2 separate regions of the Homo sapiens genome follow, and region 1 is linked to region 2. A link is an interaction called in ENCODE POLR2A ChIA-PET data of the cell type or tissue named here. Cell type or tissue: PC-3. All regions are shown on one strand.

The links. ChIA-PET counts read pairs that join two places held together with the same protein. Peaks named below come from ENCODE experiments on the same cell type or tissue, not always from the same donor. Only the 100,000 strongest peaks of a DNase experiment are listed, where the experiment ranks them.
Region 1: POLR2A ChIA-PET joins it to region 2 with 15 read pairs; 4 of 35 experiments call an interaction of 5 or more read pairs at or near these places.

Annotation. Positions count from the first base shown.
Region 1 is chr2:159,327,803-159,330,302 of GRCh38, forward strand. All of the region lies in intron 34 of BAZ2B (bromodomain adjacent to zinc finger domain 2B), which reads right to left. Among named protein-coding and RNA genes, the nearest start is that of WDSUB1, 42 kb to the left of the region's middle. In PC-3, no CTCF peak of the experiment used is centred here; no DNase peak of the experiment used is centred here.
Region 2 is chr2:159,599,690-159,602,189 of GRCh38, forward strand. The region is part of intron 1 of BAZ2B (bromodomain adjacent to zinc finger domain 2B); the gene reads right to left. Among named protein-coding and RNA genes, the nearest start is that of BAZ2B-AS1, 14 kb to the right of the region's middle. RefSeq lists an enhancer at 1-42. In PC-3, no CTCF peak of the experiment used is centred here; a DNase peak (open chromatin) is centred at 1,282; H3K4me3 peaks cover 403 bases; H3K27ac peaks cover 1,000 bases.

The sequences.
Region 1 (2,500 bases), 270 kb before region 2:
CCTGTAATCCCAGCGCTTTGGGAGGCCCAATGGGGGCGGATCGCCTGAGGTCAGGAGTTTGAGACCAGCTTGGCCAACATGGTGAAACCCCGTCTCTACCAAAAATACAAAAATTGGCTGGGTGTGGTGGTGCACACCTGTAATCTCAGCTACTTAGGAGGTTGAGGCACAAGAATCACTTGAACCTAGGAGGTGGAGGTTGCAGTGAGCTGAGATCACACCACTGCACTCCAGCTTGGGTGATGGAATGAGACTCAGCCTCAAAACGAAAAAAAAAAAAAAAAAAAAAGAAAGTATGAAATTGAAATCACAGAATCAAAAAACTTGTGATTTTTTAAAGACAAAAAATGATGTGTGTCAGCTGATGATCTCATTAGATAGTGCACCTACACATACTTTAAAAGCAAACTTTTATCAAGTTACTCTGTTACCTGATTACTTTGCTCTTGGGCAGGGCATTCCCCCAACCCCCATCACCTTTTCTTGGCTAGAGTACAAATTCAAAGAGGAACTTAGTGGGTCTTAAGCAAAACTTATCAGATTTCATGAACAATGGTACATATCTTTCTAGTTTATATATTGATAGAAGTCACAAACTGGTGGCTCACCGGCTCCAAACAGGCCACAGAATGTATTTGGTTCATATAATGCTTGTAAAAATTCTGAATTTGTTTCCAATATTTAATATTTGGGAGGACATAAAAATCCATAGTCTTGACTTCCCTTGAAATATTAGTGGGTTCTGGAACATGGGGCCCACATTCCTACATGGCAACAATTGGGTGGAGTTGAGCTTTGACTATTAAATTTAAATAGGGCCATGACTCCCCTGTTTGCCACAGTGCCCATGAGGGGTCCAATGAACTCTTTCATGTCATTTACTTGGCTTTTGTAGGCACTGAAGTTTGAAATGTCTAATATGTGAGTTTGTGTGTGTATGTGTGTGTGTATCTAAGAGTGTATATTCATATAAGTGGCCCTCCATATCTGCAGGTTCTACATCTGTGGATTCAACCAGCTGCAGATGGAAAATATAAAACAAAGGCCGGGCACAGTGGCTCATGCCTGTAATCCCAGCACTTTGGGAGGCCGAGGCAGGCAGATAACTTGAGGTTAGGAGTTCGAGACCAGCTTGGCCAACATGGCAAAACCCCATCTCTACTAAAAATATAAAAGTTAACCAGGCATTGTGGAGCACACCTGTAATCTCAGCTATTCAGGAGGCTGAGGCAGGAGAATCGCTTGAACACGGGAGGTGGAGGTTGCAGCAGTGAGCCAAGATCGTGCCACTGCACTCCAGCCTGGGCAACAGAGTGAGACTCTGTCTTAATAGGAAAAAAAAAAAAAAAAAGAAAATATAAAGCAAAAAATCCAACCCCCTCATAACAAAACAACAATTAAAAAATAATAAATAAAAAACAATATAGTCTAACAACTATTTGCATAGCATTTATTGGGTATTTATTGCATAGTTTTATTGGGTATTATAAATAATCTAGAGATGACTTAAAGTATACAGGAGGATGTGTGTAGGTTATATGCAAATAATATTCCATTTTATATAAGGAACCTGAGCATCTGTGACTCTGGTATCCATGGTGGATCCTGGAGCTAATCCCTTGCAGATTTGCAGATACTGGGGTATAGCTATGTTGTATATATATGCACACACACACAAACACATACACATCTTTTCGATTCTGTGATCCTGTGATCACATATATACATACATACACACACACATACACGCAGAGTAAAAACAGTTAATCAGGATAATGTATGCAGAAAAAGCCACTTGAGAGCAAGGTGTATGTATAGTATAAATATTTTTAAATAACTATGAATTAAATTGAAAGATACTTTAAAAACCTTAACCCTTCATTATATATCAAAATCAATGTTTAGAGTTTTACTGTTGTAAGAAATATCTAGTTCACTACATTTAAAAAACAAAAAAAGCAGAAGCTTAGAAAGCTGTACTCACATAGAAGGGCTTGAATGAGATTACAGATCTTATGTCTCCAAGTTTACTGCTTGAATGGTAGATAGCTAGGATACTAATTTAAGAAAATTTATTGAAAACAAACGTCCAATGACCTACCAGGTGATACTCCCAAGACCAAAAACACTAATCTGTTAGTAATTCATAGAGTATTAGAGAAACTTTCTATAACTTAAGTTATGAAGTTATAAGATAATTTTATGTACATCAGTGAAGACTGCTGTTAAGTTATATTTAACTATGTATGACAAAAATGATCAATGAGAATAATCAAAATAATCAAAAAATGACTATTAGTGAATATGATGCCATGTAAGACCACTTGCTATCTTGTGAAATATAGTCTAAAATATAAAATACTAAAATAAACATTTCACAGAACTATAAAGTTATAAAAACTTTCACATTTATGACCTTATTTGATCTTCACAAATTCCCACAAAGCAGATACTATCCCATTTTACAAATGATAACCTCGAGGCAAAAAAAGCACTCCCA
Region 2 (2,500 bases):
AGTTTGTGAGGCTGAGGCAGGCGGATCACAAGGTTAGGAGATCGAGGCCATCCTGGCTAACACGGTGAAACCCCATCTCTACTAAAAATACAAAAAATTAGCCGGGCGTGGTAGCGGAAGCCTGTAGTCCCAGCTACTCGGGAGGCTGAGGCAGGAGAATGGCGTGAACCCGTGAGGTGGAGTTTGCAGTGAGCTCAGATCGCGCCACTGCACTCCAGCCTGGGCGACAGAGCGAGACTCCTTCTCAAAAAAAAAAAAAAAAAAGAAAAGAAAAAGAAAGAAAGAAAGAAATCTGAGGGATAATTGGGGGTACTATAGTAGGTAAAATCTCGTAGAATGTCCCAGGCTTGCTTTCTAGCCTGAGGAGAGGAAATATCAGTAATTTTTAAATGTCCTAGCTCAGATTCCTTAGAAAAAGTTCAAAAGTTAATTTTGTAGCTTTAGTAGTTGTACATAGTGCATAGGCTCAAGGATACGCACAAGTTAACTCAAGGAAGCCTGTGTAGTTAATATTTTTGCACACCTATGTAAATAAGCCATACCTCATGAGACCGGCCTTTTGGGGGTGATCAGGAAAAATCTTTAAGATAATTATTGTATGATCACATTGCTACAAAATCTTACCAGAACCATTCCTGCCAAACAATTCAGAAACAAATATAATTCCCTAACAAATTTAGGAATATATGATTATCCATAAAAATCAAGAATATACAAATTAAAATAATAATATTCCCACTGTTAAAAAAAAACGAAAAAATATTCTCAACTTCCAATTGCAAGAGTATACAAAATGATACTAATTCTTCTGAGGGGGATTTTTGTGGATATGTGAAAAGAGCCTTTAAAATCTGAATAACATACATTCACATGATCTTGTCCCGAAATCCACCAAACAGGACAAAAAGGACCAAAATTAGTGTGGGAACCAGGGAAAATACCAGTACTCTTTTAATAAGACTGATTCTATATGCATATGCCCTAAGAGGGCAAGGTTCACAATTTAGTAAGTAAGAGAATATTCAGAAATGTCCTAACCCATAACTTTCATAGTTGCCGTTTAGAATCATGGGGGGCCTATAAAAAGAAGTGGGGGGAATCACAGATCTTGGGACACATGTTTGCAGAGCAGAAAATAATCGAGCTACTTTTTTGGCCTCATCGTTTTTATTTTTCTCAACCTTTCATTAGAGTTGAGGAGACAGCTTTGAAGGTGAGGATCAAATCTGACTAAGCAGACAAAAGCTCTGACTCATCACACAAAACTCATAATCCACAGGATTACAGAGAGTCATTCTCTCCCTCCTCCCACTCACATCTTCAGGTGTGCCAAGTTCTCCCTAAAGCAGGGAAACTGCTAAAATCGAAGTTCCACCCTCACATATAGAACAACAGCAAAGATCTCAAGAGACTCAGAGAAAAAGTTCTAGGAAAAAATATATGTAAACTATACTTCCTGTTGCCTAGCTCTTCTTGCCTCTTATTCCAAATATTTAAAATGATCAACATCTATACCTGTAGCACAAATCATAAAACAAGGAACCAAAAAAACCCCTTCAACAACACTGAGGTAAACAAGCATTACCAGTTTCCCAAGCATTTAATAAAATTCAACTTCCTTTCCCGATTTTTAAAAAGTCTAAAGAATCACTTGCACCTGGGAGGTCAAGGCTGCAGTGAGCCTAGATTGTGCCACTGCACTCCAGAATGGGTGACAGAGTGATACCCTGTCTCAAAAGAAAAAAAAAAAAGGCTGGGTGCGGTGGCTCACGCCTGTAATCCCAGCACTTCGGGAGGCCGAGGCAGGTGGATCACAAGTTCAGGAGTTCAAGACCAGCCTGGCCAACATGCAGAAACCCCGCCTCTACTAAAAATACAAAAATTAGGCAGGTGTGATGGCAGGTGCCTGTAATTCCAGCTACTCGGGAGGCTGAGGCAGGAGAATCACTTGAACCTGGGAGGCAGAGGTTGCAGTGAGCCGAGATTGTGCCATTGTACTCCAGCCTGGGCGACAGGAGCGAAACTCTGTCTCAAAATAAAAAAAAAGATAGAAATAGATGCATGCTTGCTTAACATGATCTTTAAAAATACATATAACAAACCAAAAGGTAATATCATAAAAAAAGTTTAAGTACTAGAATCATTTCCAAAGTCAGGAAAAGAGTGCCCAATGTTACCAATACATTGCAAATAGTAGTCAGCTTAATTTCATTCTTTATACAATAAAGTTACAAATACTAAAGGTGGCAAAATTATCTTTGTTTGTATATGATTATATATCTAGAAAACCCTAGAAAATCAACTGAAAAATTATTAAAAACAATAAGAGTAATTCAATCAACAGTCGGTAGGATGTTTTGGGGAAAACTGGAGTCTTCTGGAAGAAAAATAAGTTGGGAATCTAAACTTCACTTCTTTCACTTAGACTCCACCATGCATAAAGATTTCAGTTTAAAGCAAGATAAACCTAGGAGCCATAAATGAAAAAAATGATACACTG